Regions from separate parts of the Homo sapiens genome. Here all the other regions are linked to region 1. Evidence: chromatin contacts called from ENCODE Hi-C data. All regions are on one chromosome and are shown on one strand. The core of a region is the stretch at or near the end of the contact, and the rest is flanking DNA. Distances in the headings are between cores, read along the strand shown. Region 1 holds the start of AKTIP (AKT interacting protein). Region 2 holds the start of ZNF319 (zinc finger protein 319). Region 3 holds the start of CSNK2A2 (casein kinase 2 alpha 2).

The links. A loop is a pair of places that touch in the nucleus more often than their neighbours do. Pooled maps may share reads with other maps.
Region 2: a loop to region 1 is called in a map of B cell, with 13 times the contacts of the local background. The contact joins the promoter of ZNF319 here to the promoter of AKTIP in region 1. A Hi-C loop is called at or near these places in 2 of 168 maps with a recorded cell type or tissue (B cell and ascending aorta), 1 of 37 single-sample maps with no recorded cell type and 9 of 50 pooled maps.
Region 3: a loop to region 1 is called in a pooled map, with 31 times the contacts of the local background. The contact joins the promoter of CSNK2A2 here to the promoter of AKTIP in region 1. A Hi-C loop is called at or near these places in 5 of 50 pooled maps.

The regions. Positions count from the first base shown.
Region 1 is chr16:53,501,459-53,505,051 of GRCh38, reverse strand. It overlaps AKTIP (AKT interacting protein), which reads left to right and starts at 1,843. Exons shown (of 10, transcript NM_022476.4): 1 at 1,843-1,905. LOC124903690 (a long non-coding RNA gene) reads right to left here and starts at 672. Exons shown (of 2, transcript XR_007065069.1): 1 at 632-672; 2 at 1-311. RefSeq lists silencers at 676-765, 1,486-1,725, 1,746-1,815, 2,076-2,375 and enhancers at 1,086-1,185, 1,646-2,145, 2,146-2,647.
Region 2 is chr16:57,998,515-58,001,937 of GRCh38, reverse strand. ZNF319 (zinc finger protein 319) reads left to right here and starts at 1,266. Exons shown (of 2, transcript NM_020807.3): 1 at 1,266-2,445; 2 at 3,416-3,423. It overlaps USB1 (U6 snRNA biogenesis phosphodiesterase 1), which reads right to left and starts at 531. Exons shown (of 7, transcript NM_024598.4): 1 at 357-531. The coding sequence starts at 454. RefSeq lists enhancers at 293-392, 419-713, 886-1,055, 1,913-2,182 and silencers at 473-722, 1,013-1,612, 1,663-1,792.
Region 3 is chr16:58,196,526-58,199,913 of GRCh38, reverse strand. It overlaps CSNK2A2 (casein kinase 2 alpha 2), which reads left to right and starts at 1,808. Exons shown (of 12, transcript NM_001896.4): 1 at 1,808-2,281; 2 at 3,070-3,181. The coding sequence starts at 2,178. It also overlaps the pseudogene RN7SL645P. RefSeq lists silencers at 1,455-1,584, 1,635-1,904, 2,305-2,374.

The sequences.
Region 1 (3,593 bases), core at 594-3,093:
GGATACTTTTAATTTTGTGAGATCCTGGGTGTGCCGCGGCCATCTTGCTACCAGCCTGAAAGTGCAATTCCAGGGACTGCAAGGAAAGCAGAGCCTGAAGACCAGGGCACCACCTCTGGAGACAATCCTCCCATGGGAGAGAAATCCCCTTGCTAAGTAAGCCGGTTTGAGTTGGCTTTCCTGCCATGTGCAGTCTGATGCTGGTGTGCGTCTGAGTCATCCGGTGCCAAGTACGCAGTTGATGACATGCATTGGAAGCTCAGTGGATAGATGTGAGCTGGAGAAATACCTATGTGGGTCCTCGGTGAAAACTGAAGGTTGGGGAAAGGAGGAAAGCAGAAAAAAAGCTTTGCAGAGGATAATGAGCTTCAAAGAAGATTGGGAGGAAATGGGCCACAGAGGTGCCAAAGGAGACCACCTGTGGCCTGAAAAAAGGATTTCCTGCTTGCCTGCCTTTCTGTATTAAGACTCGTATTAAAAGGCATGATAACATTCCTAAATGTGTCCTAAGGGGACAAAAGGAAGTGGCTCAGAAGTGTTTTCAGCTAGGGGAGGAAGCTGGGTTTCAGAACCAACCCTTGGGATTAACATCAGGAGAATTTGGCTTCCTGCCCTTTAATAAGTCACTTACCAGAATCTCAGAGGCAACCAAAAATGGACCAAACAACCCGGCCAGAGAATGCGGCTTCTGAGTGTAAGACACTGAGGCGGTGTCACAGACAGGTCAGTGCCTCTGGTGTCTAGAAAAGGGGCAGGGGCTTGCGGGGAGAGGGCTGTCGCGCAAGTGTGGAAGTGGAGTGCCGAGATTGGACGGACTAACCACGGGGAGGCACCGTTGGTAAGAACAGGCCTGGAAAGCAGCTGGCAGCAGTCACAGAATTAGGCCAGAGAGAGACCTCCATGGGAAAGCAGACGGGAGGTCCAAATGAGAGCGTGTGAATTAAAAAAAAAAAAAAAAAAAAAGACCAGGAACTATGTTGCTATGGGAGAGGTTCTCCAACTTCAGTGTGCGCCAGAATCAGCAGCGAACTGTGACAGATGTGGATTCCTGGTCCTCAGCCTCCCCCCTCCCCCCAGCCCCCGGCCCCCACTCGGATGCTGCAGGTCGGGGCCGACACACACAGATTTACAAAGCTCCTCTGGCTGCTCTAGTGCCCAGGGCCCACTTGGAGCTGAGCTCCCTTCAGCTCCAGCCTTCAGCTCCTGCACTGATGGAGAGAACGGGCGTTTCTTGATGCCACGCCAAGTGTCCTTCTGACCCCTGGTACCCTGTGGGCCCGACGTGGCGGCCTCGGGCCTCGCAGCGCCGCCCAACGCAGTAGGACCTAGCGATGGGAGCCACTGGGCAGTCGCGCGGCCCGGCCCTCCCCAAAAGCTTGGCTTGCAGACGTTAGCGTATGCCCCAGCCCCTGCGCATGGCGGTTGCGCTGTGGGCTGTGCGAATAAACCTCCGGGAAGGTCTCCGTGGTGACTGGCAGACGCCCTGGCCAATTGTGACCCGGCGCTTGTTTGTCTCTGCCCCATCCCTCCCCGGGGGGCCGATACTTCCATGACTGACAGGCCGTCCCAGGCGCTGTTACGTAAGGGGAGGGTCAAGTGCAGTCCCACCCAAACCGGGGTGATTTGATTTGCAGGACCGAGTGTGTTCTTCCCAACGCCCCCGGAAGAACGTCTTTGACGGGCAGGTGTGAGAGCCAGTTGGCGCCGGGAGGCCAGGCGGAAGCCTCGGGCCCCAGGATCGTGCAGCAGGGGGCGGAGCCCGCTGCCGAGGGCAGGGCAGGGCAGGGCAGGGCGGGGTGGGGCGGGGCGGGGATCAAGCAGGGGCAGGGCTGGCGCTGCGGCGGGAGATGCTGTCGGGCCGCGGCGGCGCTTGGCAGCCAGGAGCTCTGCATTGAAGGCACTGGGGTGAGGCTTACTGCCCGGCAGGCTGGTGGGTACGCGAGGGCTGAGGTGTCTGTAAATCTGGCCGCCAGCCTCCACGGGCCCGGCATTTGTCCATCTTTCTAGGCGCTCGCGACTCGGCGACGGCGGCCGCAGTGGGACACGGAGGCGGGGCCGGGCACCTGTGCGCGTTTGCAGGCACCTGCTGCGCTGGCCGCCTCGCAGCCCGGGACTGCTGCTGGGGACTGCGGCTGGAGCTGGGCTGGCCCGGCCCGAGGGAGAGGGGGGCCCAGCTGGCTCGCCCCGGCCCGTGCCCGCCCTCCCCGGCCGGGTCCCGACCCCGAGCTCTGGTTAAGGGGGCGTCGCCGGGCCCCAGAGCCCCCCCACTGGAGGGGCCCGCGGCTCCCGGGCCAGCATCGAGCTAGCTGCGAGGCCAGGACAGGGCCCCCGCCTTGCATCACCTCGAGACAGGTTTGTCCAGATTCCCTGAGTGCTCAGAGACGGGTTTCCGCCCGCGGTGAGGGTGCCGGTCCGAGGCCGCCGCGGGTCCCGGCTGTCCCCAGCGAGCCTGGCCCGGGCCGTTTTCATCTTTTTTTTTCTGGCCCCTGCTCTGTCTCCTCTTAACGTGTAATTTCTTAAGTCCGATTCGGGGTGATGTGAGTGCGCTGTGGCATGTAGAGTAACAGCAGCACTCATGTTTTAGCCTAGTTTTAGCTCTGCCACGCACTGTCATTCGCGCAGGCTGAAGACCCAGACTTCTCAGCTGGGTGATGTAAAGGAATGCAGCCGTGGCCAAACAGGCAGAAATTCTAAAATTGTTTCCAAGTGACAAGGATGTAACATGTCTTGCTTCCATCTATGTCATTCCTCTCAGAACATGTATGCTGTGCTTGTCCTAGACTAGACCCTGAAAAGTGTGCTACAGTTTCTCGTGATTATGTTGCTGCTGGAAACATTGGATTAAAAGATCCATAGCAAAGTTAGGCAGCAGAAGACAATACCTCCTGCTTAATGACAGGCAGAACTGGGGACAAAATTTACTGGATTCTTAAAGAGAATCCTAACGCGTTAGACCTTTAAGAGACTTTACAGGTTTGCACCAGCCCATTAAATGTATGTTGTGGAGCACACCACTGTGTCCCAAGGGATCCGGTCCCGTGTTAGGTGTGTCCTAGAGGACACTGGGGTGCTGCACATTACTGCTAGATCTGAAAATCAGTGTCTTCATTTGAGCCAAAGGGGAACATGCCCCCGCACATTTTTGATATCTCAAGTATATTCAGTGTGTCATACTCACCTTTAAAGGCAGATTTGCGGAGAACTGTTGTTACTTATTGCATGTTATCCATGCTAGTAGAAGAGCCAGGATCTTCATTCCTCTGATTTAATTACTGGGTGGCATTTTCTCTTGGAAAACAAAACAGCAGTAATGGGCACTGGCAAGGTATGGATGACCTGGGTTGGGTACGTCCCTGGATGTCACAAGCTCGTCAGAGAAGACAAATTATTGCTGATTGGGGACATTTAGTACATGGTTTGCTCATGATCTGTTTAAGAAATTAGGAAAACGTTGCTTAGTTTTGACCCTTTTCACCTTCAGCCGTTTGATTGGTGCAAGTAGGAATTCAGAGAAGGAGCTCTGCTTTAAAGGTAACAGAGCCTGGGGGGAAATACCAGGGCAGGGAAGTTGCTGTTCTTACAGCTGGGCTTGG
Region 2 (3,423 bases), core at 17-2,516, 4.5 Mb before region 1:
AAAGGCTCTCCCTACGCTTTAGCAAGTATTACTATCGCAATTGTATTCAAATCAGGAAACGGACCTAGGATGGTACAGGGATGTGTGCCAGGCGATAGAGTGGGCCAGCGCGAGGCTGGACCCGAACCCAGGTCTGGCCTCCCAACTTGGCCCTAGCCAGGTGGGGCCACTCTGGAGCTTTGTCTGGGGTGGGGGGGAGGGGTATATCTTCTGGATCCTCCTTTCTTCCTGCGTCCCCTTTTCCTTCCCAGAGCCGCCCCGCATCCTCCCTCCCCACTCCACCCCCAGACATTCGGGTCCCGTCTGGCTCTAGGGTGAATGCGCGCGCCCTCCGGAGAGACTTCCTCACTCCTCACCGACGGTGGCTCCCATCCCCCGGCCTGGTCCGCATCCCGTCCTCGGACTCATCCTCGGAGCCGCTGCTGCTGTAGCCCACCAGGGGCGCCGCGCTCATGGGGCCTCATCCAAGACCACCAGAGCAGGTCCACCAGCAACCTCAACCGGCACCCGGAGTTCCGCTGTGCCGGAAGCGCCCTCCCAGGGGCGGGGCCTGGGCTGGCACCGCCTCGGGGCGGAGCCGGGAGGGGCGGAACCCGGCAGGACAGTGGTGAAGATTCAGCCCACCGACTCCAAGCTGTCTGCCGGCTGCGCACGCGGATCTGGTCACCTGCAGCCTCCCGGCACCCCGCTGGGACCTCCCCAGCCTTCGTGTACCCATTTCATATATCGCTCAGGGCCCTCACCTTTCTGCCCGCTGCTGTCTGCAGCCACCCGGGACCAGACATACCAGACACGACAGTCCCGGGTCAGCGCACTAGACCCAGCGGAGACCCCTGCCTGCCCCGAGCCCGGCCAGGATCAGAGGTCCTGGAGCCCCCTCCTCAAACCAGCCCAAAGTCCAAGCCCCTAAAAGCCAAGCTGAGCAGTTAGGGGCGGATCAATTGTGGCAGACCAGAGCCTCTAGGAGGCCCCTCCTCTCCTGCGCAGAGCCGGGCCGAGGGCGGTCACCCGGAGCCCCCTCCCCTAAGCCCGAGCGGGGTGGCCGGAAGCAGAGCGCCCTTCCTCGGTTAGTCGAGGCGCCCAGGCCTGGCGACTCGAAAACCGCCCGGAGCACCCGGCTTGTCCGACCTGGCCCGGCCACGGGGTCCCCGGCAGGGGGCGGCCTCGCTCCGCGCCGCCCGCTCCTCCCGCATTGGCCGCCGCCGCCCGGGATGCCGCTCCTCCCCCGGCCCCGCCTCCCTGGCCCCCGCGCCGCCCGCCCGTCCGCCCGTCTCCGCAAGGCCATCGGTCCGTCCGCCCGCCCTCCCGGCGCTCCTCGCCCCGGCCCCGCTACTCCGGCAGCGCGCGTCGCTTCCTCCGTTCCGGCCGCCGCTAGCCCGTCCCCCGCCCCCGGTCCGGCCGCAGCCGCTACGCGAGGCCGGGGATTGGCAGCGCGCGTAGGCCGCGCCGCCGCGGATGGAGCCGGAATAAAGGGGCGGCCGAGAGAGCAGCTGGTCGCCGCTCGCCCCGCGCCTGCCCTGCAGGCGGCCTGGAGCAGGTGAGCGGCGGGGCGCCCGGGGCCGCATCTGGGGGCCACCCCCGCGCCCGCCGCACCCCTTCCTCTGCCGGCCCGGCCGCCCCCCCGCGCCCCTCCGCCGCGACCTAGCGGCCTCTTGAGCTTCTGGGCGGCCCAGGCCGGGCCTCGAGGCGCAGCCGCTTCCTGGGCCCGGCCTGTAGCCCTGGGGCCTTTCTCCAGCCCGGCCGCCCTCGGGGCTCGCCCTCGGGTCGCAGCGGCCGGGCCATCCCGGACGAGGGCTGACAGGACGCAGCCCAGCTGGGCCTGCAGGCAGGGCCGGCGGGAGGTGATCGGCTTTCATTCGGTTTCTCAGGGAGGAAGAAGAGACGGGGTGGGGCGCAGGTGGGGGGCCTCCCCTGCCTCTCCTTGCCTCCTCTCTCCCCTTTGCGGAGTGATCACAGAGGCTTCCTGGCTGCACCTTGCTGCAGGAGGGCCAGGGTGGGCAGGGGGTGCTGCAGACCAAGCCAGGGGACACTGTCTGACAGCCATTCATGCCAGAAAAAGCAAACAAAACAGTGGGTTGGCACAGCGGACCTACAGGCGCTCAGAGAAGCCCACCTTCCCCCTCTCTGTCCCGAGAAGGCTTAGAGTGGTACCTGCTTGCTCAAGCAACCTGCTGCCTCCACCCAGAGCAGCCGCTCCTCTCCTCCCTCCCTTCCGGAAGATGCTGAGGATGACAGCTTTTAGCCTGACTCTTACATTTCTTTGGCAGAGCAGTTAGAGGCCAGACTGTCCTGTGAAGGCTTCTCCTTCCTTCTTCCTCTGCTCAGGAGAAAACTTACAAACTTTTAAATGTAAGAGGCAGATGAGCTGGGAACCTGGAAGTGGGTTGCATCTGACTCTGAAAGTTCCTCCCTCTCGCTGGCATTACCTCATGCTGCCACAAAGTGGTGAGTTAGAGATTTGCCTGGGCTGGGTGGGCTTTACCTTCCAACAATTACCCAGAACTTTATAGGCTTGGAGTAAGGGAATGGAGTTGTCTCTAGAGAGGTGATGAGAAATGCTCTGTGGTTAGCATGCTGCATCCTGCATTGCCAAGGCAGACCAGGGCAGTTTCTTACATTTTCCTGCAGGCCTTGACACTATGAGATTCAGAGGATTTAGGACTTTGTGTGTGTGTGTGTGTGTGTGTGTGTGTGTGTGAGTTCTGGGAGAGAACCAGAGTGAGGAAGTTCTGCTGTGTGGACATCAAGCCTGGGTGGTTCTGTGGCCCTCTCATCTAGCCCCCATCACCTATGGGCTCTGGTTCCTGTAGGGCCACCCATCCTGTCACGCGGAGAGAGAATGGGCCTGTGGTCAGGGATAGTTGAAGGGGTGTGGTCAGTCCCTCATAGGTGAGAGTTTTTGAAATGGTCCTTGGTTCCACGTAGTTGTCCTAAATATTGACTGTCAGAGGCCATTTGCCACTGGGCTCTCAGACCTGGGAGGTCTGGCCTCCTTAGCTCTAAGTGGTGTGGCCCGTATTAAGACTCAGGGTAGCAACAGGAGAGGAGCTGCGGGCCTTAAGGAGGATTCTGTATTGTAGGCAGATAACCCCGGACTCTCACCTGTGAGTCTCAGCTAAAGGGTTGGCAGGAAGCTGGAGGGGACTTGTGGAGGCTGGGATGTCCTGGCCCAGGGGCGGGGCACTGAGGTGGGTGGGGGTGGAGGCCGCTGCCATTTCCTCTGCCTGGAGGAGCTGAGCTGGCTGCAGACCTCTCTGATTGCCTAAGAAGGGAGGAGTCCTGCAGCCCTGAGCACCTCTGCCTTCCCCGATGTGTGGTTTGTGATGGTGTGGTGAGTGCGGGCAGGACAGGGAGAAGGCCCAGGAAACTGCTGCTTGTTCCTTCCTCGAGCTCATACTTTCTCTCTTCTCTACAGAACGGATC
Region 3 (3,388 bases), core at 559-3,058, 4.7 Mb before region 1:
TGATGAAGGACGTGGATAGGGTGCTGAGATAGAGAAGTATCAACTCTAGAGAAAGTGATCTTTAAGCTGAGACTTGAGCTGGAGGCATGCCTGTAGTCCCAACTCCTCAGGAGGCTGGGGTGGGAAGATCGTTTGAGCCCAGGAGTTCTGGGCTGTAGTGTGCAATGCCAATCAGGTGTCCACACTAAGTTTGGCATCAACTATGATGACCTCCTGGGGCTGGAGGACCACCAGGTTGCCAGGTGGCAAACAGCAGGTCAAAACTCCTGTTCGGATCAGTAGTGGGATCATGCCTGTGAATAGCCACTGCACTCCAGCCTGGGCAATATAGAGACACCCTATTTCTAAAAAAATACTACTAATAAAGAAAAAGGTGAAATTTGAATAGGAAAAAGGAGACACCCTTGGGAAGGTGGGGTGGAGGGGTTGGGGGTGGCTCCTAGTTAAGCTTGGAGGATAGAAGGAACCAAAAGACGGATGCACGGTGGTCTCAGGGAGGGAGGAATGAGCAGAGAAAGGCCCTAGGCCTGGAAATAATCATATTGAACACATGCTATCCTAATAGTGAACACCATCCTAAGTGTTTCACATGGTTTACCTTGTTTAATTCTCCTTGCAGCCCTGTGAAGTGAGCGTTATTACTGGTTTTATGCTGTAGAATCTGTGACACAGAGAGGTTGAGTAATTGCCCTAAGGTCACACAGCTTCTAAGTAGCAGTGCTGGATAGATCTGACTCCACAGACTGTGCTCTTAGCTGTGTCAAGCAGGAAGGCCCAGGGTTTCATCCAGAAAACAGAATGTGAAAAGGGACTGGAATGAAAGCAACCTGTACTGGGTGCAGAGGTGCTGTCGATAAAGGATGAGGGATGGGAAAGGAAGACAGAAGAAAGGCCTAGAAGATCAAAGGAGAAGGGTGTTCAAGGCTGCAGGCAGCACTGGAAGCCAGGCCAGCTCAGTTGACCACCTACTCTGGGCACATCCCCAACCCAGCCTGTCCCTTCAGGTCGGATTTGCAATTCTCCTGCTCTCCCTCCTCCTAAACACAAACAGGAGATTTACACTCTCAAAGTCTCTCCCCACAAATGACTTATTAATCACAAAGGGAAAAATTGTAACTTTGCAGTGGCACAACCTGGTCAATGCCAGCTTAACCAAGTGACCAAAGTGGATATTCAGGGAAGGCTCTGGAAGGGCATTTGGGGGAAGTGTAGAAAGGTTTTGTGAGGAGCACTCTGAATGACGGGGGTAGGAAGCCTTGGGGACTGAGGAGTCTACCCTAACAGGGCAGGGTCCAGAGGGGGAAGGAGGGGTATGTCTCGGGGGAAGGGAGAAGTATTGAGGTGGGGGAGGTTCTGAGGTTTGAGTGAGGCCCTGGGGAGGGACTTGACAGTTTGGGTGACAGGAGGGTCAGAATAGGGTCAGTATGGGATGTGTTGGGTGGGTAAAAGCTGGGTGAGTGCAGGGCTGGGGATAGGGTCTCCAAGGACAGTGAAAGGGTCGGGAGTCGCGGGCGAGGGCTCTAGGGCAACGGCCAGTGGAAGGGGGGGCTCCTGTGGCGTGAAGTCAAGCCAGCCCGAGGGTGAGGCGATTTGGACAGTCCGACCTGTGGCGGCGGGAGGGCGAGGGTGGCGGAGGGCGCGAGGTAGGCGGCGGGGCGTGCCGGGGCGGGGCCGGGGCGGGGCCGGCACCGCCCGGCGGGTCCCCCCGCGCTCCAGGGGGCGCTGTGAGCCTGGGCGGCCCCAGGCCGGGCGGCGGCCGCTCCCAGTGAGCGCGGCCCCTTTTCCGGGTTTCCTCCGCCTCCTCCTCCTCTCCTCCTTCTTCTCCGCTGCCGCCGCCGCTGCCCCTTTCCCGGCCGGTGGCTGCCGCTGCCGGTGCCGCCGCCGCCGCCTCCTGGGGGCCGCGAGCCGAGCGGAGACCGCCGCGGAGCGCGAGCGCCGCCCGCCCCGCCGCCCCGCCGGCCGCTCCAGGGCCGGGCCGGCTCGGCCGGCGCCCCCCGCGCCCCCAGCCCGCCCGCCCCCGCGGGCCCGGCCTGGCGCGGCCGCCCGCCGCCGCGCTCCTCCTCCTCCTCCTCCAGCGCCCGGCGGCCCGCTGCCTCCTCCGCCCGACGCCCCGCGTCCCCCGCCGCGCCGCCGCCGCCACCCTCTGCGCCCCGCGCCGCCCCCCGGTCCCGCCCGCCATGCCCGGCCCGGCCGCGGGCAGCAGGGCCCGGGTCTACGCCGAGGTGAACAGTCTGAGGAGCCGCGAGTACTGGGACTACGAGGCTCACGTCCCGAGCTGGGGGTAAAGCCGTCGCCGCCCCCCGCCGGGCCCGCTGATCCCTGCCCCCGCCCGGCCACCCCCTGCGAACCGCACTCGGGCCCGGTGGTGTCTCCCGCCGACCCCTCCGCGGGCCCGCAGGGAGGCAGAGGTCCCGCTCTCGCACATGTCCTCGTCTTCCTCTTCCCTCCCCTTTACCCCCGTTTCGTCCCTTTCTCCCCGCTTTGCGCACCCCTTTCCCCCAAGGAATGCTTTTTTACTCGGGGAGAAGTGTGGGGTCCAGGGATCGACGCCGGGTGGAAGTGAGGGAGCTGCCCTTCCTCACACTTCTGGGTTTCCACTGGGGTGGGAAGTCAACAGCTGTCCTTTGGAGCTATTAAAATGCCCTGCCTTTTAGGTTTTCTGAGATGAGGTGGTGGGAGGAAATTTCTTAAAGACGTCCAGATTTTTAAAACAGGCATTGTCTACCTTGAAGATGTGAAACGAGAAGCAGGTGCTGGGGAGCCGCGGGGCACAGGGGGCACCCTCTAGGCCTTCAGGACGGGTGCTTTGCTCGCCCCTCTGGATTGGCTCAGAGCGTTGCCTTCCTGCCCCATCTTCCCAAGTTAGGAGAGACCAATTAGGTTAGGAGCTCTGCAGAGTGAAGGGAGCCAAGATTATGTCGTGGCTTTCATTTAGGGAATGAGTTGTGACGTGATGTATAGACACTTCCAAGTGTTTGCCTGGTGGAAGCGGCTGAATGACGTGTACAGTGGGCATAGGCTTGGTTAACCCCCAGTCCTGGCATTTATGTGTGTGTCTTCCTTTTACAGTAATCAAGATGATTACCAACTGGTTCGAAAACTTGGTCGGGGAAAATATAGTGAAGTATTTGAGGCCATTAATATCACCAACAATGAGAGAGTGGTTGTAAAAATCCTGAAGGTGAGTGTCCTATGAGTGGTATGTAACATTTTCCTCCCCACAGGGCAAAAGTTTGTAAGGTACCCCAGTCACATTCTATAATGGGCAATGCAAGCTTGAATTTAATTTAATTTATTTGTTTAGAGTCAGAGTCTCACTCTGTCACCCAGGCTGGAGTGCAGATCATAGTTCACTGCAGCCTTCAACTCCTGGGCTCCAGTGATCCAT